2 separate regions of the Homo sapiens genome follow, and region 2 is linked to region 1. A link is a loop called in an ENCODE intact Hi-C map of the cell type or tissue named here. Cell type or tissue: heart left ventricle. All regions are shown on one strand. Links, peaks and the distances in the headings refer to the core of each region. The heading gives the core; the rest is flanking DNA. Region 1 overlaps DNAH10 (dynein axonemal heavy chain 10). Region 2 overlaps ZNF664-RFLNA (ZNF664-RFLNA readthrough).

Region 1 (8,000 bases), core at 1-8,000:
TTCACATAAACGGAAGTCCATCCAATGAAGATTCAGACAGAGGGAGTGCCTTGGGTTTTTGTAGTGGTTGGGGTCATTTGTGTTGAGATTGCTTTTGTTTTTAAGGGGCTAAGAAAAAGCATTTGATAAGAGTCTAAATAAACCATCAAACACAGCGTTAACTTGTATTGCTTTTCGCAAAGACTAACACCATTACACTATCACCGCCTGGCTGAGCACTGGGCAGGGTCAGGAACTGAGCTCAAGGGGAACTCAGTCCTATAACCAAAGATGGAGGAGAGGCTGGCCATCAGTGATGCTGCCCACCCCCATGCCCACTCCCCAGGGACCTCCAGAAGACTTGACACTGACAAGAGGAGAAAGGGGGGAAGTCAAGGTCAGACTAGCTCTGGGCTTCTGCATGTGCACTGAACAGCACTGGGTGAGATGCACAGAAGACAAGGCTGGGCTAGGTTCCAATGAGAAGATCCTGTTTCCTGACACGGAGAGCTAGGACTAGTGCCGAATCGAACCCTCAGTGGGCACGGCTGCCGCCGCGCATCCCCAGCCACTCTCCCTGGGTCACGTCATGGGGCTGCTGTTTTCCTCTGGTGACCATCAGTTGCCTGTTCCATCCGATACCATCTGACCAGAAGGGGAGGGCCTGCCCACGACAAGCCTCCTTGCCCTCCATCCCTGTCCCAGAGCCTGAGATGCCAGACCGAGATCCACCCTGGCGATTCCCACACGTGGCTACACTCACCTTTGATGTTTTTCACTTGGCTCTGGGTAATCGAATCAAAATCAATCTCCATCAGAGACCGCAGGAAATTCGGGTCGGACATCACGCCCTTGGCTGTTTTCCAGTTCAGCTCTTTGTACCCTTTCATGATGAGGATGCATTCGCAGACCGTCTGCACCTGCTTCGGGGGCTTAGCAAACGACCTGGCAAGAAACCAAGGCACGTGGGTCACAACCCCGGGATGTGGCCAGGATCTGGCCTGAAAGAGAGCTCCAGAAAAACGAGCTCAACCAAAAGACAGTCCCTGGAGCTACTGCTGCAAGCAAACGAAAGAAGCCAGGTCCCAACACAAACCGCACTCCTGGGCGGGAGCGTCCCTAAGGGCAGGGCCGGGTCCCCCTCTCAGGTTCCAGACCAGGCGCCTGGAATGGTGCGGGGGCAGCATTAAAATACAAACCCAGGCCGTCCCCGGAGCGTCTGGATCAGTGGTTAGGGGGCAGCCTGAGCACCTATGTTTTAATTACACCCTCGGCTGATTCCTCAGACTCTAAATGGTGGCTGCCGTCATTATTGTCATTATCATCATCATCATCACCATCACCATCACCACCAACCATTATCTCTCCCCATTTACTAGATGGACAAACAGGGTCCTGGGAGCTTGCATGACTGGCTGTGCTGACACCGCCTGGGAAGCCTGGGGTCCCCGCATCCTGGGCTCTTTCCAGGCTATGTTGCCCCGTAATTGTGTTCTGTGGCTTTGATAAGACTAGATCATCACTCTGCTCCTCCAGAACGCAGATGTCCACTGCCCTTGTTCCTCTGGAGAACCAGAACTGCCAACGGAACAGGAGACAGAACAGCAGCGCTGGTACAAAGGCCAGAGAAGGAACCGAACCCATCTCACCGGGGCATCCCACTGCCAGGCAAGGTCAGTGAAAGCCACAGGAGTCTCCCAGACCACGCCATGGAAAGACAGAAGTGGAAGAGAACAGCACAGACAAGGCAAAGCAGGAGAGGAAGGAAAAGCAGGAGAGAAGAGCAGGAGACAGAGGTCCCGGAGGGCATGGATGCAGTGTGGGGGCGGCCAGGCAGGGGCCCAGGCATTTGTGCTCTGGTAGGAGGCTGGGGTGAGCCAGAGAAGAAAGAGGGGGATGGAGGGACAGAGGGGGAGACACATGCACAAGAACAGAGACAGGGAGACAGGGAGGAGACAGAGAGACAGGGAGGAGACAGGAAGACAGGGAGGAGACAGGGAGGGGACAGAGAGACAGGGAGGAGACAGAGAGACAGGGAGGAGACAGGGAGACAGGGAGGAGACAGAGAGACAGGGAGGAGACAGAGAGACAGGGAGGAGACAGGGAGACAGGGAGGAGACAGAGAGACAGGGAGGAGACAGCCTGAGCAGACAGCAACCTGGAGGCTTTCTGCAGTGAGCAAATCCCCCACCCCTCCTGACCCCGGAACCCTCACACACTCCCACACAGACAGCAGAGGAGAGAAGGCCCCATAGTGTACGGACAAGCCAGGGCAACAGCCAGGAGGGAGGGCGCCCACACTTCAGCACAAAGCCCAGTGATGAAAGAAAGGCCCTGAGTCCCCGGGAAAAGGCTCGATCACGCTGGTGTTGGCTGCTTAGGAAAGCGGCGGGGCTGTCAAGTGTCTTTAAAAGGTCCCTTCAGGGTGGATGGAAACCAGGCCCCGGCCACCGCTCTGTGAACAAGCAGGTGGGGAAAGAATGGGGCAGATGTTTTCAGATTCAAGACAGAAGGAGCCCAGGCCTGCGGCGGGGTCCTGAGCCCTTGGGCAAGTTAGGAACCAGCCAGGGCGTCAGTTTCCCCATCTGTGAAGTAGAGACGCAGAACTGGAACCTTCCAGTTCCCAAATCCTCTGAGTCTACCAAAGTGACGTTTTCTGCTGTTGGGTTGCAGGCCACGCTCTGGGATCTCACTTATCCAGAACATACCACTTTCCACAATGCCGGATGACCAAGGTGTGTGAAATGTGGAGGGTGCAAGTCAAGAGAAAGGGAGATGTCTGTTTAATTTGATTCCTTTCTTCTATCACAAAACAAACTCAGGAATGAGAAAGGGAGAATGATATGCTACCCTCCCTAGAGGAAAATAATCCTTATAAACCCCACTCCCCACCTCCCAGTACTCTACCCCTGACACACCAGCTGTCTCTGCTTTTTCTCCAGCCGAGCTCCTTGCAATCTCAGAGAAGGTGCCCCCTCCGCCCTCCATGACCATGACTAGGTCAGGTCCCAACATCCACTGTCAGAGCAGCAAGGACCTTTCCTTCCTAACCTAATCCTACATAATTTCCCCATGCACATGGGATTCCTATAGGAAAACAGAGTGTCAGCGCCACGCAGTGAAGACCCTGCCTGCCTCACTGCTGATGGGCCCCAGTGCCTGCTCAGGGCAGGGGTGGGGTGGGGGACAGACACCCACTGACTACTGAATGAATGAAAGGAAGAAAAGTGAAACTCAAGAGCCAGCAACAAAGGGAGGCTTTTATAGTTTTATAGTTAGAGAAACATCTACTTCTAATCTTCATGACTCTTCATCTTCCTGCCTTAACATTTAATGATTTCTACAAAGAGGATTGAGTATGATAAGAAGGAAGCGCTTTTTAAGGACTTAAAAGATTATAAAATTGTCAAGATGTAAGTGCCGGCTCATTGCGCTTAACATCCAAATGACCTGAGAAAAGCCAGATTTTACTCATCTGGAAAAACTCAAATTGGATCCAAACTCACACAGAACCCCAGGAAAAAAATCCTCAATAGATAAAAGATTTAAATATAAAAAATTAAAACATAAGAGTACCAAAAGAAATCATGGGGAAATTATTTTACAATCTTGCAGTGTGATCAGGCCTTTTAACTAGGACACAATATCCAAAAGCCACAAAATAGGTCGGGTGCGGTGGCTCATGCCTGTAATCCCAACACTTTGGGAGGCTGAGGTGGGTGGATCACCTGAGGTCAGGAGTTTGAGACCAGCTTGGCCAACATGGTGAAAGCCCATCTCTACTAAAAATACAAACATTAGCCGGGCATGGTGGTGGGTGTCTATAACCCCAGCTACTTGTGAGGCTGAGGCAGGAGAATCGTTTGAACCTGGAAGGCAGGGGTTGCAGTGAGCCGAGATCGCGCCACTGCACTCCAGCCTAGGTGACAGAATGAGACTCTGTCTCAAAAAATAAATTTAAAAAAAGCCACAAAGGCCGGGCGCAGTGGCTCACTCCTGTAATCCCAGCACTTTGGGAGGCCGAGGCGGGTGGATCACAAGGTCAGGAGATCGAGACCATCCTGGCTAACATGGTGAAACCCCATCTCCACTAAAAATACAAAAAAAAATTAGCCAGGCGTCGTGGCGGGCGTCTGGAGGTACTCAGGAGGCTGGAGCTACTCAGGAGGCTGAGGCAGGAGAATGGCGTGAACCCGGGAGGCGGAGGTTGCAGTGAGCCGAGATCGTGCCACTGCACTCCAGCCTGGGTGACTGAGCAAGACTCTGTCTCAAAAAAAAAAGCCACAAAATAAAATATTGCTAAAACCTGCCACATAAAAATAAACATAGATGGCAAAAACAAACACACACATAAACCTCATAAACAAAGTCAAATAGCCCATGACAAACCAGGAAAAGATTTGCAACTCACCTTATGGATAAAAAGCTGAGCTCCCCATTATATAAAAAGCCCCTGGAAATGGTTTTGAAATAAAAAGCAACAATAACCACGACCCAATAGATACGCAAACCAAGTTCACAGAAAAGGAAATACACATAACTCTTAGACACACTTTTCTCATAGGAAAAAAAAAAAAGGCCAGCTTCACTCACACTAAGAGAAATGCAAATTAAAACTACACAAGTACCACTCATCTACAAAATATGCAAAAATCCCAACATGTGATCGCGCCCCCTGTTGGTAAGTCTAGGAAAAAGCAGGTACTACTCGTTTGGATTGTTGGTGAGGATAAATAGGTTCCATCCCCACGGCGGGGATTAGGCAACAGCTATGAACACTATAAATGCCTACACCCTGGGACCCAGCAATTCCACTTCCAGAAATGTATCCTGCAGGTGGACTCGCCCACGTGCACAATGAACTATGGTCAGATTTATTCTTTGCCACGCTGTTTGTAAAGGCAAAAGACTGGAGACACAATCAATTTATTTAACAAACTCATCAGTAAGGCCTTGTTAAATAAATTACGGCACAGCCACACAATGGAATGTGAAGGAATGTTCTAAAATATCGGGGAAGTTCATCATACATCAACATGCAAAAGCTCTCCAAAATATACTGCTAAGCAGAAAAGATGCAGAAAGATATGCATAGGGTGTTATAATTTGTATATAAAAGAAGGAAAAAAGGATTTGCAGGCATCCCCTGCTCTCCAAACCCTCAGAACCTGAAGTCAGGAAGAGAAGAGACCCTTGTGTACCTGGTTGCCTTGGTCATGCATGAAAATCCTCAGGAAGTGTATATGAGAAATGATATACCCATACTACCTGTTGCAGTGTGGGAAGGTGACCACAGCTGATAGAGGACACAGTGGCCGTGGGCTTTTCCCAGCATACCTTTTGGATGCTGGAGCCATAATCACAGCTAATGCTTACATGGCTCTGACCATGTGCCCAGCCCAGTTCTTCACATATAGGCTCATATGATCCTCATGAAGACCCTGATGCAGCCGAGACAATTCTTATCCACATTTTACAAATGAAGAAACTGGAGCAAAGAGAGGTTAGATGACTTGCTAAACGTCACACAGCAAAGAGGCAGAGCCATGTATGAATGTGTAAAAATTATTCCTTTTGTACTTAGGCTTTCTCAGGGGTGAGCGGGGCACCTGTCTGCAATGCCTGTCTCACTGCAGGGGACACATGCCACGCCCTCTATTTGGCCCCATGGAAGCTCCCCCCCACTCCTCCACCTTGGATTGATGGAAGGGACTCACCGTTCCTTCTCTTCAAATAAATCCCCTTCAAAAATCCTTCCTAGTCTCTGCTTTCACGATGTTTTTATGCTGCTGACCTGGGAGCAGTGGCCCAAATCCTATCACCGGTAGCTAGAAATTTCCCTGGAGGATGTGTGTGCTGACCGTGTCTCCTACCCCTCCGCTGGGTGTGCACTTCCACTGTGTCCTGGTACCTCAGCCTAAACTTCCAACGCCTAGTGCTGAAGTTTTAATACATCGATCCTTATACCCTCCTTGACACCATCCTCAACACTGAACTAATGACTTCTTGCTGACCACAGCAGCACCTCCAAGTGACCTCCCAAGAATGAACCGGGAGGTCATTCTGTCCTGGAGTGAGCTGAATTCCATGCTCAAATTCACAAATGTTTCACCAATAAGAAAACAAGGGCACGGACTTGGACAAGGAGCGCTGCTCAGCCTTCACAGGCAGCACAGAGGCAGAGAAATAGGAAGCACAGGGAACATGCACCGCTCCAGCGGGAGCCCAGAATGGAAGCCCATTACTGACCCAGGAACGGAGCCTCTCGGCTGCGAGACCCGTGTGTGGGGCCAGGAAGACTGATCTCCTTCTGGATGAAGAGTGGGGAAGGAGAGAGCTGAGGCTCCCACGCCGAGGGGTCTGTGCGGGGCCAGGCAGCACAGGGGCAGAGGCAGTGGGCGGAGGCTGGCACCAGGACAGTGTTCCCTCCCAGGGCTTTACTCACAAGACTCAACTGACCATCAGAGCCCAGGAACAGTGCCCTGGGGAGGCCAAGCCATGCGAGGAGAAAGCTTGTTAGCCCACGCCACACCACGTTACCCTCGCTGACAGCAGATGAGCCCTCTGGTGTGGGGGACAGGGTCATCTTACAGATTGATTTGCAAGATGTATGGGGGCCTCAATAGTGACCTACTCTCACCCTCCTTGAAAGCTTCCTTGGCTGGAAATGGATTCAGGCATCGCCAGTCCGGCCGTGGTGTGCACACATCTCTGCAGAGCTGTTTTCAGCAGGGCTCAGCCCCATGGTGAGCATCCTGCCCCTGCTTAGGGCGGACACTTGCCCCCGCATGTTCCGTGAAGAGCACTGTTTTACCCCACTCCATCCTTCCCTTGGCCTGGGTTCAAGGTCAGCAGGCCCTGCTTCCTACTAGCTGGGGGATCTGGATGCCTGGGGCGCCCACCTCATCTCCCTGGGCCTCATTTTCCCCATCCGAAAATGAGGGCAACAACAGTCTCCACCATGGAGAGAGCCAGGCACAGTGGCAGCATGTGGCATCGGCTCCTTTGTAAGCTCCTGGTTGCCACGATCATGGAGACTACTGGCTTGCAGAGGTGGAATGGAAGCCCAGAATGGTGGCTCAGGTGCATTACCTAATCTCAGTCACGTCCGACTTGTCCAGCTTCTGCAGTTCCAGCTTGGCGGCCTCCAGGATGGGCATGACCTCTGCCAGGGTCGTCTCGGCCTCGGCCTTCTCCATGGCAATGACTTTGTTCTGCTCCTCTATCTCCATGGCCTTTTCCTCTGCCAGTTTCTTCTTCTCCTCGGCTGCAGGGTAGGACAGGGGGTGAGTAAAGCTTGGGCTCAGAGGAGATGCACTCGCGGCCCCGGCTCTGAGCAGAGTGCAGTCCTCAAAGGTTGGCTTGAGCCCTAGCGGGGATCTAAGGGGCTCTGGCCAATGTGGCAGCCTCAGTGATCCTGGTGGGACAGAAAACCTCACCATGCGTGGGGCCTCCAGCACTAGGCAGCCACCCTGACTCTGACCTTCCTCAACTGGCCCACCTGTGTCCCACCCACTCCATCCAGGACAAATCCCATGGCTCCTGATAGCCCCCAGCCCTGCCTCGCCGGTGTTCAGTGAGGATGCTGGGGTCCCCCTCCTGCTTACCGGCTCCCTGCGATCTCCTCCTTCTGCCTCTCATCGCCTCTTCCTACGCTCACTCGGGCCCAGCCAGAGCCACCCTCTAAGGAGCCTGCCCCTCTGTCGTCCTCTCTCTCCCTTCCTTGCTGACTTGCTTCATGACACCAATCGCAATCGGAAGTTTCATTTCACCACTGGCTGATTCACTGCCTGGGTGCCCTCACTCACTAGGATGTCAGCACCTCCCCGAGGGCCGGAACCCCAAAACCTAGAGCAGGGCTTGGCTCACAGTGGTTTGAACAGTGTCACCCCACCAAGATTCGTGCCCACTGGGACCTCAGGATGTGACCTTATTTGGAAGTGGGTCTTTGTAGATGGAATTAGTTAAGATTAGGTCATACGGGGTGAGGGTGGGCCCTAAATCCAATGCCTGGGGTCCCT
Region 2 (15,650 bases), core at 3,999-11,998, 120 kb before region 1:
TGCCCCCTTGTGGCTGCGAAACAGTGCAGCATCACCAACAAAAATGGCTGACTCCCAGAGTATGAGAAAGAGGGAGAGATTAGGTTAATTAGTTCAATTAGTTTAGTTCTGAGATGTCCAGCCTGGAGTCTTTCTTCCCTGTAACAACCGGCGGGTGTACAACGAAACCATTCCAATCACAAGCCTAAGGTCTACACAAGCAGCTCAGTAGCTGTTGTTACTCTGAGAACTCAGCTCCTTTGTATGCCTGGCAGGTAACCGGAGCTGTGGCTACAACAGGGGGTTTGACTGGGCCCCTTCAACTTAATTAAAGGAAACGTCAGAAGCACAACAATCGGCTGCAGGGTGGGACCTTGATTGCATCATGGTTAAAATAAACCAGCAGTAGGAGACGTTTGCGAGAGTCCACAAAAAAACCTGTACATGAAAATGTTCATAGCAGCTTTACTCATCATCGCCAAATGGAAGATTCAGCCTAAATGTCCCTCAACAAGTGATGGATGAGTAAATGGTGGACACATCATGTGACAGGCTACTCCATAACAATAAAAATCACAGGCTATTGTGACACACACGACATGGGTACATAACAAAAGCATTATGCCATGTGAAAGCAGCCTTACACAAGGGCACCATGCTATTTATATGAACTTCCAGAAGATGCAGTGATAGGAAAAAGTCAAATCAGGGGTTGTGTGGAGTGGGGGGATTGACTGGGAAGGGACATGGGGAACCTTCTGGGGTGATGAAAATGTTTGCTATCTTCACAGGGGTTTGGGTTAGACAGCTAACTATTTGCTCAATTCATCAAATATTATACTGGAAATTTGGGTCTTTTATTTATATGTCAATTTTACCTCAAAAGGAAAGAACCTAATAAATACTGGACTCCAGCAAATGATACTCATGCTGAAGTGTTTAGGGGGAAGGGTGCTGATATCTGCATCTCACTCTGAAATGCACTGAAAAATTAAGATGGATTAATGGGTGACTGGAAAGATGGATAGACGGACAGGTATACAAGAAAGCACACAGCCAAATGGTAATTCCACAACTAGGTGGTGGATATATAGATGCTCACTGTAAGAGTCCTTCAATTCATCTGATGTTTGAAAATATTTTTATGATAAAATCTTGGAGGAAAAGACATTGGGAATAACTGGGGATATCTGAATATCGACTGCGGGTTAGATAATTCAATACTAGGGATGTCTGAATATTGACTTGGTGTTAGATGATTCAGTGAATTGCGTTAATCTTTTATGTGTGATGATGATGGTGCCATGGTTAGTAGGAAGATGTCCCTATTTTTAGAGACACATTCTAAAGTATTTAGAGGTGTTATAACATCTGAAATATGCTTCAAAATACTCCAGGGGGCAGAAAATGAAGCTAATATTGCAAAGTGTTGTAATGATGACACCCACGTGATGAACTTAGGGGTGTCAGTTACACCATTTGCTCTCCCTGTTCATGAGAAGGAGGACATACTCTCCCAAGGAGCCTGGACTGCAACATTTGAAGTTCTGTCTCTTCTGTCTTGTCCAGCTGCCTGCTGACATTTTTCCTTTTAAAATTTACATAGTTAACAATTTGCTAGCCTGATAATGAGCATGAAGACAGAAGAGAAATTCAAAGAGAATGAGTGAGACGAGAAAATAAAAGATAACAAAATTAACCAGTCAGAATGACGAAAGGCTTAGAAAAAGGCTGGGTAACCGGGAAGGAGGGAGCGTGTGGGTCCTCGTGTCCCAGGACGTCTTCATGACGTGCCCCTCCGACCCCTCCTGCCTTTCTCGCTGGCTTCACCAGGTATCTCTCCAAAGTCAAGGCCTCAATGGTACGCACCACAACCTATCAGCCAGCAGGGTCCCAGGTCCTCCCTCCCATCTCTCCTCTCTAATCGGCCTTCTCCAGCTCTGCGGCCACATCACATCTCAAGAGTCTGTCAGTTCAACTTTTGCGGGTCTCCCAAAGGGTCTGGTGTAAGCCCCTTCCGACCTATCCTATAATCTCCTGCCCAAGATATTTCCTGATTATTTTTCTCCCCAATGCCTCTGTTGCGGAGATTTAATTTTAAGTGCTCTAGCATGGAGCCCCTGGCAAGGGAGATAAAAAGGGCTTTAGCGTCTCCCGAGGCCCGGTTTAGAATCCCAGATCCATCACTTACTTAAATGGGGAATTTGGACCAATCAGTGAACCTTGTGTTCCGCAATTTCTTCCTCTGGAAAATGGGCATGTCAATTGGGATTGAAAGTTACAGCAGCACAGCGCCGCCTGCTCCTGGAATGCACAAATGGCGCGTTTCTTTATTTTGCATGCCCACAGCTCGGCATTTGAGACTCCTCCCTAACCCTCTAACCATATTGCTCAGACAATTCAAATTCCAGCAACAACGAGGTAGTTACAGTTCCCCAGACGCAGGCTGTGACTTCATGCTTCAGTTCTTCATGTAAGTTTACAGTTTTCAAAGTGGGGTCCCTAGAACAACAGCGTCAGCATCCCCTGGGAACTCGTTAAAAACAAAAACAAATTCCCAAGCCTTACCCCAGACCCAGTGAATCAGAAACTGGGGGGCAAGGCCCAGAGATTGGTGTTTTCATGAGCCCTCCAGGTGGTTCTGATGTAGGCTTAATGTTGAGAACCACTGGTATATATTCTCTCCTCTGCTTAAAGTGTGCTTTCTCACTGTACCTGTCAAGTGAACTCCTACACATCCCTCAAAGCCCTTCTGTAGAAAGCCTCTCCTGGCTCCCAGGACCCTAGATAGGGTGATTTTCAGCCCCTAGCAAGGTGATCCTCACTTCTTCAGGGCTGTCCCAGAAGTAAAACTACTGGGTCATCTGGTAGATTGGGGCCTGTGGCTTTTTAGTTAGTTTTGTCCTCTCACTTTCGCAAGTCCCTGGACACTCTGTCCACGTCCTGTGCTTGAATGGGGCTGCATGTCTCCTTCCCTTTGAATTGCTGTAAGACAAGATGTCAACCTCTAAAATATAAAGATGGTTTATATTCCACACATCGATGCCTTGAAGGGAAGGAGAGAAGGCAGAGGAGAAGGAATTTTTCTAACCACTGAAGGCTCAAAACTTCCCATCTCTAGACTAAAACCTGCTCTTCCAAGCTGCTGTGCCACCTCGCCATCTTTTAAGTCTCCTTATGTTCTTAGCAGAGCTTTCCTCTGTCAGATCATAGTCATTGATGAACTCCACAGGAAAAAGAGAACGGAAGATCATGTGCACCTGTTCACCCACGTGCTTGGGATTTTTAGAGCCAAAAAGAACCACTTTATCAATAGGCTGCCTTCTCAGAGGTGGTTCTTGGCATGTTTCACCAAACAGTTGTTTAGAGTTTTTAAAACACTCCCATTTGTGGTATGATTGATACACAATGGCCTGAGCTCTCAGAAGGGAATCTGTGTCTTCAGTCCACGGCACAAATGAAGTAATTGTTTCTAATCTGATGTCTCCACTAGACTATCAACTTCCTTTTTTATTTTCCCAAAGAAATTGCCTGAGGAAATCACATCACGCTTTTATTTTGTATATCACATCACCTCCTACAAAAGTCTTATTAGCATTATTATATCTTTTTTTTTTATTTTGCAAGTGAGTGATCATTAAAGAACTAGCCTTGCTATATAGTTCATAGAATTTACAAAGAATTTAAATAGATGAAACAAAGTAAATGTGTTTGGGTCATCAGGTTCAACATTTAAATGAGATAAGAAAGGCTGGGGCTGAGCACAGTAGCTCACACCTTTAATCCCAACATGTTTGGGAGGCTGAGGTGGGAGGACTGCTTGACACCAGGAGTTGGAGACCAGCCTGGGCAACATAGTGAGACCCTGTCTCTACAAAAAATACAAAAATTAGTGAGACGTAGTGGTATATGCCTGAGGTCCCAGCTCCTCAGGAGGCTGAGGCAGGACGATCACTTGAGCCCTGGAGTTCGAAGTTACAGTGAGCTATGATCGCACCACTGCACCACAGCCTGGACAACAGAGCAAGACCCTGTCCCTAAAAAAATGAACTAAATACAAATTTTTACAAAGGCATAAAGAGAGAAGGGGTTGAAACTGGAGACCACGGGGTTCTGTGACTCCTGGAGTGGTTGCTTTTACAGCATTGTGGTGAGTCAGAAAAATGTTTTATGGACAAATTTAAAAACTGTCTTTTAAAAGCAATTCAGAGAACAAAGTGGAGGGTGGCAGTTTTTGTCCTCCTTTAAAGAAAAAAAGTTAAGGAAAAAAGTTTAGAAAGTTGTATGTGGCTGGGGGGTAAAGAATCCAAAGCGTAGCTCCCAACCCCACCTCTTTTGACCACTAGAGGGGGCACATACATCCCTTCATTCCCAGACAGCTCCCTGCATCGTTTCCCAAAGCTGTACTTGAAGTCACCCAGGGCTTAATTTTCAGCCTCTGTTCACGCAGCATAGACTTGTCAGGTCTTTATAATGCTCAGCGTCTCTTATTTCTCTTTGTACGATAACTCTGGCATTTAACTCTTCCATGCTAATCAAATATACCTCCAGGGTTTGGTTTGGTTTTTTGTTGTTTTAAAATAGACCAACGCTAATAAAGGCAATAGCAACTCTAGTCCCAGGAACATGGGAACAACAGAGCAAATCCTTCAATCTTAGACTTGTTTTGTTTTGTAAAAGAAAAACAAACACCTTTCACTATGTTGTGTTCTTTAAAAATACCCACAATAGGCCGGGTGCAGTGGCTCACGCCTGTAATCCCAGCACTTTGGGAGGACGAGGCGGCGGATCACGAGGTCAGGAGATCGAGGCAATCCTGGCTAACACGGTGAAACCCTGTCTCTATTAAAAATACAAAAAATTAGCCAGGCATGGTGGCGGGTGCCTGTAGTCCCAGCTACTCGGGAGGCTGAGGCAGAACTGCTTGAACCCGGGAGGCGGAGCTTGCAGTGAGCCGAGATCGCGCCACTGCACTCCAGCCTGGGCAACAGAGTGAGACTCCGTCTCAAAAAAAAAAAAAAAAACCACAATAGCAAAGACATGGAATCTACCCAAAGGTCCCTCAAAGATAGACTGGATAAAGAAAACGTGGTACATATATACACCATGGAATACTATGCAGCCATAAAATGGAACAAGTTCATGTCCTTTGCAGGGACATGGATGGAGCTAGAAACCATTGTCCTCAGCAAACTAACACAGGAACAGAAAACCAAACACTGCACCTTCTCACTTATAAGTGGGAGCTGAGCAATGAGAACATACGGACACAGGGAGGGGAACAACACACACTGGGGCCTATTGGTGGGGACAGGGCAGGGAGAGCATCAGGAAGAATAGCTAATGCATGCTGTGCTTAATACCTAGGAGACAGGTTGATAGGTGTGGCTAATCACCATGGCACACATTTACCTATGTAACAAACCTGCACATCCTGCACATGTACCCCGGAACTTAAAAAAAATACCCCAAACAAATGATACAAAGAACATAAGCTCTTGAGTATATGAATAACACTCAACCACCCACGAGTGAATCAGCAACTTCTATTCCGCACGAAGGAAAACAAAAATGAACCCCAGGTTGGCTTTTTTCCATTTGATTATTGGTTCTTTCTCAACCACCTATGTAACTTAAATTTACTTAATATAAAGTCAATTATATAATTCAAAACTAAATCATGAAGCCAAATAAAGTATAATTAATTCCAAAGCCACGTGTCTATTTTATTATTCCCTGCTCATGGGGATTATCCAAGTCATCGCATCTACCATCCCTCTGCGTATTAAATTTGTATATTAAAACTGTGTCAATATTCAGAGGCAATTATCAAGAGGGACTAGAGAACTTGGAGGGGCTTGTAAACTGTTCTGTGCATTTTGTCTGAGAGTGTCAGAAAAAGAAAAGAGATCCTGGCCGATACCGAAGTGCTGAAGAAAACCACAAGTCGTTTGACTGCAAGCTCCCTGATGACAAAGGCCTCTGAGCCTGCAGGAATTCCCTGCATGGAGCCTGTGAGGCTGACAACAATTGATATTTCCCAGGCATCTTGCAGCCCGAGGATCTCTCGGGGATCTTGATTAGGACTTTGTTGGGACAGACACACGCTAGAAGGAGATGAGTCACGTGCTTTCCTGTCGCTCTGCCTCGGGGAGGTCAAATGAGCTGGCCAGTGTGAAGCCAGGGCACTGGGGAATTGGATGAAGACCCCAAAATGCTGACTCTCCTACCCGGACTTTTTGTGACATGAGATCAGCTAGTTAACGCCTAAGATTCTGTAACCTGAGATGAGATCGTATGAGTTTTGCTGTCTTTTTTTTCCTTTCCTCAAAATTACTGTTTGATACATATCATTTTTACTTACTCACGAGGGACAGAAATTTCCCCGGGGCTTGTCTAGTTTGATACCTTTGCTAACTAAATCTGTGGAGGTGGACGGTCAGTCTGCGCTCCCTTGAACCTGGATGAGAGGGGTCTCTGTCCTGGGCCCCGTGCTTTAGAGGGCCCCACTCACAGCCTCTCCAGGGTCAAGGGAATGTGCCAAACCGGAATGTTGCTTCTGTATCAGGCTCCAAATTTCCTGGCACTGGAGGTTCCTTCTGAAACAGCGCAGGCGTTCCTTCAGAGCCTGCACAAACCCGTTCTTCAGATGCAGCCTCCGAAGAGCAGGCTGCTGGTACCCACGGCCCTGCCCATGGGCCTGCAAGGGGGCAGCTATGGGGTGGTGTGGAGGGATGGCCAGAGCTCGAATCATGGGCTGGGTGTCCACACGTGTGGACTCCAGGAGGACTCGGGTGGGGCAGGAAGGGATGTGGAGCAAAAAGGGACACAGGCAGGTGGGACACATGCCAGCCCCTACTGCCCACCACAACCCAGGGGGAGCTCAGGAGTCCCCGCATCCCAAAGGCCAAAGCTTGGCCTTCCAGGTGGTTCTGAAGAGTTCATTGTCAGAACCGCTTTGTTAACTTGATTTGCTTTGCTAACTTGATTTATAACTTTTTTTAAAAAAAAGAGACAGGGTCTCACTCTGTCACCTAGGCTAGAGTGTGGTGGCGCAATCATAGCTCACTGCAGCCTTGAACCCCTGGGCTCAAGAGATCCTCCTGCCTCAGCCTCCCAAGTAGCTGGGACTACAGGTGTGTGCCACCATGCTCGGCTAATTTTTAATTTTGTAGAGATGGGGTCTCACTATGTTCCCCAGTCTGGTCTCCAACTCCTGGCCTCAAGCGATCTTCCTGCCTTGGCCTCCCAAAATGCTGAGATGGCAGGCATGAGCCACCATGCCTGCCTTGATTTATGACTTTTAAAGGTGGGTCTCCATTTGTACTCTTGCCCGGCCCCCCAACACATCAAGGGCAGGCCAGTGACACGTTAATGTGAAGTCATTACTTGCACGTCTCTGCGGGGTCTATTCCAAGATACAACCTGCAGATGAATGCACACACAGAAAATGTACAAACAATAAATAAATGAAAGAATAATTAAAAATATTATTTCTCCCTGGTAACCTGCTTCCGACAAATTTCAAAGAAACTGTTACATAGAGGCTGAGTGTGGTGGCTCACGCATGTAATCCCAGAACTTTGGGAGGCTGAGGCAGATGGATCACTTGAGGCCAGGGGTTTGAGACCAGCCTGAATATCGTGAAACCCTGTCTCTACTAATAATACAAAAATTAGCTGGGTGTAGTGGCACACGCCTGTGGTCCCAGCTGCTTGGGGGAGGCTGAGGCAGGAGAATGACTTGAACTGAGGAGGCAGAGGCTGCAGTGAGCCGAGATCATGCTACTGCACTCCAGCCTGGGTAACAGAGTGAGAATCATCTCAAAAAAAGAAAGGAAATTGTTACACAGACGCAGAAGGAGCATATGGAATTTGGCCACGCTGGGTGTTACTGGTTTCAACTAAATTCTCCCAAATCCCAAGGCAAACTTCCAGCAAAGCAAGGTGACTGGCGAGCTGATGGGGTCATTTGTAAAGAAATGCTGATGCTCTCAAATGTGTACAAGCACCAAGATGCCAGCTGAGAGGGCTCCAGGAAGTTGGCTAGCAAGGGCACGCCTCTTTCCCTCTGTTCATCTGATTGTCAAGAACTCACCGGTGCGCAGAAGAGTTGGCGATCCTCACAAGCCCCAGGCTTGTAGCTTGTGACTGTTTGCTTTCAGAGAAAGGGAACTAAAAGATGCTTTTTCCCCCTCCTGCTTTTGCTTGGCCCTGGCTCCCTGCAAAATCTACCTGAGCAGGTCTGGAGTCACCAGGGACCACCTCCCAGTGCCTTCAAACACGGGGCTCTTGGGCAGCACTCTGGGACCTCAGCGCTTCGCCTGCCGGCAAATGACCACCACACCGCTGCCAACCCACTGCTGCCACCACGCTTCCAGCTACAGCCAGGTCTGCCAGACCCTGCTCCCTCTGCCAGATGCAGGCTCAGCTGTTGTCACCTTCACTGGGACAGCCAGCTCTGACGGGCAGTGCCAGCCTTTCTGCAAGATCACAACACTTGGGACCACTGCCACTTCCTGGGGATAGTAATAATAACAGCTAAGATCTACTGAGCCCTTGCTCTGTGCCAGACACCAGCTGAGGACTTCACTTGCTTAAGCTCACTTCAGCCTCGCAGCCATCCGGAGATAAATACTGTCATTCGTCAGTACAATACTTTACAGATGAGGAAACTGAGGCTCAGAGAGGTAAAGACACTTGCTCAAGGTCACACAGCTAGATGTGGTGGAGGGACTTTGAGTCTGGGCTCACCACACTCTGCATCCAACCCTGCAGCACCTTGGGTGCTGCCACGCCCTCGGGCTCAGCTGCTGCTCCCAGTTGCCACCCCCAAGTCTGCCCGGCTCCCCTGGAGTCCCTGGCTCTCCCACACCGTGTGGCTTGGCTGCCTCTGGTGGAGCAGTGTCACTTTGGCCATGTCAATGCCAGCCTCCCCGAGGACCGCGTCTTCTTGGCACTTCTATCTCTAATGGATCTGTGACAGGGGAAGACTTATGACTATGTGATGTCCTTGTCGTCTTCTCCCTCAGACCCCAGCCACTGCCATCCTCCATGACCAGGCCCTTGTGGAGAGAGAGAAAGAGACAGACACAAAGACAGAGAAAGACAAAGAGACAGGGACACAGACAGACAGGGAGAGAGAGGGAGATAAAAAGAGGCAGAGACAGAGAGACAGATGAACAGAGACAATACAAAAACAGAGTGACAGAGACAGGTGGATGGAGGTAAGAGATGGAGAGGCAGACACAGGCCCGCAGGGCAGCAGGGAGGCCCTGACGATGGCTGCAGTCCTGCAAGCAGGAGGTGGTGGTGGCTCGGAAGAGGGTTTTAGCTCAGAAGATGGGAACAGATGCAGGGTGTATTCTGAGGACAGAATTGACAGGGCTTGCTGACAGATGTGAAAGGAAAAGGGAAATGAAGGAGGCTGCTGGGTGTGGGGCCTGGACACTCACTGCAGGGAGGCGTCATTCACTGCGACTGATAAGCAGTGTCACAGCCAGTTTTATGTGTCAGCTTGGCTTGGCATGGTTCTCAGATATTCGGTCAAACACCTGCCTAGATGTTGCTGTGGTATTTTTGGGATGCGATGAACACTGAAGTCAGTAGCCCCTGAGTGAAGCCAAAGACCTGCCAGGCTATGGGTGGGTCTCATCTAATCAGGTGAAGGCCGTGGGAGAAAAAGACTGAGGTTCCCCGGGAAGAGGGGATTCTGCCTTCAGAAAGCCTTCAGGCTGGAGTGGCAACATCCACCCTTCCCTGGGGCTCGGCTGCCAGCCTGCCCTGCAGATTTTAGACTTGCCAGCCTCCACAACTGCATGAGTCAGTTCCTTAAAATAACCTCCTGTCTATATAGAGAGAGACTATGTATATATATAGCCTGCTCACGGATGACACACACATCCAGGACTCTCCTTTGAGATCCACAGTTGCAGATTCTGCCGACTTGAGTGTCTTCTTCGATGTTGGGAAGAAATTCAACTCAAAGTCATTCAAACCTGGTCCTCTCCTGATGCTTCCTCCTTTAAAAAGTGGCACGACTCACCATCCCATGGCATGAGCCAGACACTGGGAATCTTCCTGGACGAGTCCTTCCTGCTTACTCCTTGTGGTGGGCAGACCCATGGTCCCCAAAGGTGTCCACGCCCCAATCCCCAGAATCTGGGAATGTTACCAACATGGCAAAAGGGGCCCTGCGGATGTGATGAAGGACCTTGAGAAGGGAGATGGTCCTAGATGATCTGAGTGGCCCCTGTGTCATCATAAGGGTCCTCCTAAGAGGGAGGCAGGTGGCTTAGAGTCAGAGGAGGAGACGTGGCCACAGAAGCAGAAGTCAGAGTGTTGGGGCCAAGGGACAAAGGAACACGGATGCCTCTGGAAGCTGGAAAAGGCAAGGAAGGAGATGCTCTCTGAAAGCGGCTGGAGGGTGCACAGTCCCAACACCTTGGACCTACTCCAAACTTCTGACCCCCAGAACTACTAGAGAATACATTTACTTTAAGCCTCCAAAATGTGTGGTGATTTGGGACAGTGACGATAGGAAACTAACATGCACTCCAAATCCAATCCAGCAAGTTCTATGGATTGTTCCTCCCAAATCTCCTTCCTGTAGATATGCCTCTGCCCATCTCTGCCACCGCCTGCCCCCAGGGCTGGCCTCCTCACTTCTCAGCTACTGTGCGGCCCTTTCCTTGGTTCATTATCTCTGTGCCTTCCCTCCCACCTCCAAAAAGTGGAGACCCCTCTCCACTGGGCAGCACTGCCCCCACCTAACTGGAACCACTTGGGGGGAGTTGGGGGCTCCCACTGTCCTTGGATGAGACTGAAACCCTAACCAAGGCCCTGAAGGGCCATCCCTTCCCTGCTTCTCCAAGCTCCCTTCCCCGACACTCCGCCTCCTTCCCTGCCCTGTCTCAAGGTCCTTCCTTCCGTCTGTCAAGCAAGCCCCTCCAACCCAGGCCTCTGCGTGTGCTGCTCCCCGTCAAGCGCCTCCCCTTCCTCTCCACCTCATTAGCACCTCTGACCCTTCACTGCTGCCTTCCCTTTGTCAAGGAGGCTTGCTCTGCTCTGTACGAGGGTCAAATCCTGTGGGGATCCCACGATGCATATGTCCTTCAAAACATCACCTTGTACATAAATATATACAATTTTTATCAATCAAAATAAATAAGAGGAAAAATAGGGACTGAATATAGCTTTTAGCACAGCCACGGAGCTAAAATATTTAAAAAGCCAGAGTTGCCCATCAGCATATCACACCCGCAGTGGGCCCCCCGCCATCCCTGTGACAACATGACAAAAGGGGCCCTGCAGATGAGAGTGGTCTCCACCCTGCAGAGCGTGACCTCCACGCAGGCAAGGCTGTGTTTGTTCTCGTCCGTGCCGCCCTTGAAGGGTGCTTGGTGCATGGCAGATGGGTGACCATGTGTGGGGTAAATCAGTAAATCCAGATGAGCTCCGAGCATGAGCAGCTCCTCTCCAACCCACGTTCATCTGCGCAGCCATGGGGAAGGTGGTCCTCTAGCTTCCTCTCAGGGCTGCCACCTCTTCCCCCTCTGAATTATTCCAAAACAACTTGGAAAATTCCAGAAAATGGGTTCCCTGGAGTCTTGCAGGTGGTCTCATGGGTCCACCACTATCTCCGCTCCATTGTCACTGGGGGAGCGCCGCTGACAAGAGGTTCCACCTTGCACAGCTCAGTGACCTAAAGTTGATCTAGTGTCCTCTGTGGTTCCAAGGAGGGCGGGCCACATGGCCCGGGGGCCCTGGCTTGGTGCCCTGGCCCATGCAGCCATTCCCTAAGGCCCAGATACCCAGGACCTGATTCATTCTTGTGAACCTGCAATGTTCTTCCCTTCTGTCCCCCCTGGGAGCATGTCCTCAGGGGCATGCAGCTTCTCTCTTTACTGCAGGAACAAGAAAGGCCTCTCTACGTCCACATCCCAGCCCAAGAGGGGTCTCCACCCAGCCCACACTGTCCTGCACCACCCCTTTCTGGAATACTAGCGCCCCTTGCCAGCCTCCCTGAGGGCAGAGCTGCCAGACTTAGCCAATAAAAACAGGACAGCCAGTTAAATGCATATTTCAGATTCACAAGAAATATTTTTCAATGTATCTAAAATTCAAATTTAACTAGGCAGTCTGCATTTTATCTGGCAACCCCAGCTAAGGGTGACTCCTCGGGCCCAGGGATGCGGGGCCCTCCCACTGCCTGCAGGGCCTAGCAGTGCCGCACCCAGCTAAGGACAACCACAGAGCCTGGCCTCCAGCTGTCCTGAAGAGGAAGAAAGGAAAAACCACACATTGACTCTTCAGCCATGCATCCTGTTACTTACATCTATGTAGTCAGGAGATAAAAGCAGGTTAAACTTCACTAGCAGGCCTCCGAGTCTCTCCCAGGTTCTGTGACGGTTGAGAACCACATTGCAATGTGTGTGGTTATCGGCGTGGGACACAGTGGGTACAGCCAAAGATGGTATGAAGAAGAAAGGGCCATTGCTAGATTGCTCTCTATAAGACACGGCAGGAATTGGGGGATTTAGGGTAAGCAGGCAGGTTAGGAAGGAGAGAGGAGATCAGGAATGGGGAAGGAAGCCAAGTATGGTGGCTCACGCCTGTAATCCCAGCACTTTGGGAGGCCAGGGCAGGAGACTGGCTGGAGGCCGAGAGTTCGAAATCAGACTGAGCAAAAAAGTGAGACCTCCCCTGCTACCTCCATCTCTACAAAAAGTTTAAAAATTAGCTGGGTGTGGTGGCACATGCCTATAGTCCCAGCTACTTGGGAGGCTGAGGCGGGAGGATTGCTTGAACCCAGAGGCTGAGGCTGCAGTGAGCTATGACAGCACCACTGCACTCCAACCTGGGTGACAGGGCAAGATCCTGTCACCACCGTCCCCAAAAAAGATAAAGAGAGGCCCAACAGCATCATGGGAGGTTAAGGCCTGCTGTGAGGGCAGCTGTGGGACTCCTCAGGGACAGGAATGGCCAGAGACTGCAAGAACAGAAGTTCTATCATTCAACATGCAGTTCCTACATGCAGACGGAACCCTCCTGTTGCTATAAACCATCAGTAAAGGACACCCCCCGATACACAGCCTGAGTCCACAGTGTCTATGGAGTAACACACAGGGCGGCAGAGTCATGAGAGTCAAGATGCAAAGCCGAGTCAGAACTCAGAAACAGCGGGATGTATGGACCAGCGGTGACTCTAAGAAATGGAAACACCTTGTCCCCTCCTCCAAAATAAGGTGTACCAATCCCTGAGGAATTGAGGTTTGTACTTATTTTACTTAAATTATAAAAACACAAACATACTTTATTTTTGGTATTTTCAACTGGCAATAGTATAACTCATTCGATTATTAGTATATATTGGCCAGGCGTGGTGGCTCACATCTATAATCCCAGCCGAGGAATTTGGGAGGCCGAGGTGGGTGGATCACCTGAGGTCAGGAATTTGCGACCAGTCTGGCCAACATGGTGAAACCCCGTCTCTACTAAAAACACAAAAATTAGCTGGGCGTGGTGGCGCACACCTGTAATCCCAGCTACGCAGGAGGCTGAAGCAGGAGAATGGCTTGAACCTGGGAGGCGGAGGTTGCAGCGAGCCAAGATAACGCCATTGCACTCCAGCCTGGGCAACAAGAGCAAAGCTCCGTCTCAAAAAAAAAAAAATTAGTACGTATCACCAAAAAAGGATAATGTGTTGAGTGTCCTTATTAAAAAGAGGAATTAACATTCAGTCAAAAAAATTTATCCTGTGTTGTTTACAAAACACATAGCTAAGACAAAATACAATCGAGTTTAAAGGGAAAGGATCAAACATTTCAGAATAAATGGGGGAAATCTGGGGAAAAAAAGTAATAAAGGGCATGGCTGTGCAAATATTAAAGAATAAAAGCCCAGTAACTGGCCAGGCGCGGTGCCTCACACCTGTAATCCCAGCACTTTGGGACACTGAGGCGGACAGATCACGAGGTCAGATCAAGACCATCCTGGCTAACATGGTGAAACCTTGTCTCTATTAAAAACACAAAAAATTAGCCGGGCGTTGGGGCGGGCGCCTGTACTCCCAGCTACTCGGGAGGCTGAGGCAGGAGAATGGTTTGAACTCAGGAGGCACCACTGCACTCCAGTCTGGGCAACAGAGCAAGACTCTGTCTCAAAAAAAAAAAAAAAAAAAAAAAAAAAAAAAAACCCCCAGTAATTAAAAGTTGGGATTTGGCTGGAACAGAAATAGATCCAAATAAGAATTTGACTTGTAATATAGTTGGCATTTCAAATCCGTGGAGAAAAGATTTAGTAAGTAGTCATAGAATAACTAACCAGCCAGGGAAATTTTAAAAATTTGAGTCTACCATATTCCTTACAGAAAAAAATAAAAAGATTGTGGATGGATCAAAGATGTAAATGTAAAAAACAAAAGCCTAAAAGTAGTAGAAGAAAATACAGGGGAACTTCCATCAACAGAGGCCTAGTGATACATACTGAGGCCTTCCATATGGCGGGAAGTAATGGAGCCATCAAAAAAAAAATGCAAGCACTGGTAGCTAACAGTCACTAGGAGCACTGCTCACTGAAAATTGACATTGCTACAGCACAAGCACAGAATGCAATCATGTTCTCGGGAAACAGCAGGATGTGTGTGCACACCTCCATTTGTGTATACAGGAACTATCTCAGGAAAGCCACACTGGAAAGTGGCTGCTCTGGGGCAGGGGATCTGGAAATCAAGAATGAGAGTCAGGCTAGACTATTCTCTGAATTGTCTGATGTGCGCATACTTTTCCCCAAATACAAAATTACTAAAAGATAATTTTAAGAGATAAACATATCTTAGTCAAACCCAACAAAATTAGGAGTGAAGGTAGGTATATCAATGTAGAACTCAAGCAAACACCATTGAACAGGATGAACCTGGTATTTTACACACATAAAAAGCCCAACTGAGGCCGGGTGTGGTGGCTCACGCCTGTAATCCCAGCACTCTGGGAGGCCGAGGGGGGTGGATCACAAGGTCAGGAGATCGAGACCATCCTGGCTAACATGGTGAAACCCCATCTCTACTAAAAATACAAAAAATTAGCCAGGCGCGGTGGCGGGTGCCTGTAGTCCCAGCTACTCAGGAGGCTGAGGCTGGAGAATGGCGTGAACCCTGGAGACGGAGGTTGCAGTGAGCCGAGATAGCACCACTACCGTCTGGCCTGGGCAAAAGAGCGAGACTCCATCTCAAAAAAAAAAAAAAAAAAAAAAAAAACCTAACTGAAACAAAATCATGGATATTTATAAAGTGAACTGCACAGAATTAGAAATACAGAGAAAATTAAACCAGAAGCATAGTGGAAGAGAGTTCCCTTAAACGCTTTCAAGATCAAGTAAGAAAATAGTAAATGCAATACAAAGAATCTGAATAATACAATGAAGTTTAATGGTATCCATCTATTTACAACCTTTAATGCATAAAAAGTCTCATTTATTTGTCTAAATGGAATCAAATCCCGCCCAAGTCTGCTCTCACAGAATGTGCTTCCTGGGTGGTAACAAGACTGTCTAGGAGAGAGGCCTCTGCCCTGCCCTGTGCTGGTGGTGCTCAGCAGCCCGTGTGGAAGCCAGTGTCATCTACACAGATGCTAGCGGCCAGCCAGGAGGGCCCTCCTTCCTCCAGATCAGGCT

What was found. A loop is a pair of places that touch in the nucleus more often than their neighbours do. Peaks named below come from ENCODE experiments on the same cell type or tissue, not always from the same donor. Only the 100,000 strongest peaks of a DNase experiment are listed, where the experiment ranks them.
Region 2: a loop joins it to region 1, with 2.3 times the contacts of the local background. A loop is called at or near these places in 45 of 110 quality-filtered maps.

What each region holds. Positions count from the first base shown.
Region 1 is chr12:123,902,185-123,910,184 of GRCh38, reverse strand. DNAH10 (dynein axonemal heavy chain 10) reads right to left here. Exons shown (of 79, transcript NM_001372106.1): 57 at 7,072-7,246; 58 at 743-924. Among named protein-coding and RNA genes, the nearest start is that of DNAH10OS, 29 kb to the left of the region's middle. RefSeq lists an enhancer at 2,049-2,343. In heart left ventricle, for the core only: a CTCF peak has its summit at 4,651 (motif pointing left); no DNase peak of the experiment used is centred there.
Region 2 is chr12:124,021,139-124,036,788 of GRCh38, reverse strand. All of the region lies in intron 2 of ZNF664-RFLNA (ZNF664-RFLNA readthrough), which reads right to left. Among named protein-coding and RNA genes, the nearest start is that of ZNF664-RFLNA, 56 kb to the right of the region's middle. In heart left ventricle, for the core only: CTCF peaks have their summits at 4,317 (motif pointing right) and 8,347; DNase peaks (open chromatin) are centred at 6,655 and 8,418; H3K27ac peaks cover 1,536 bases.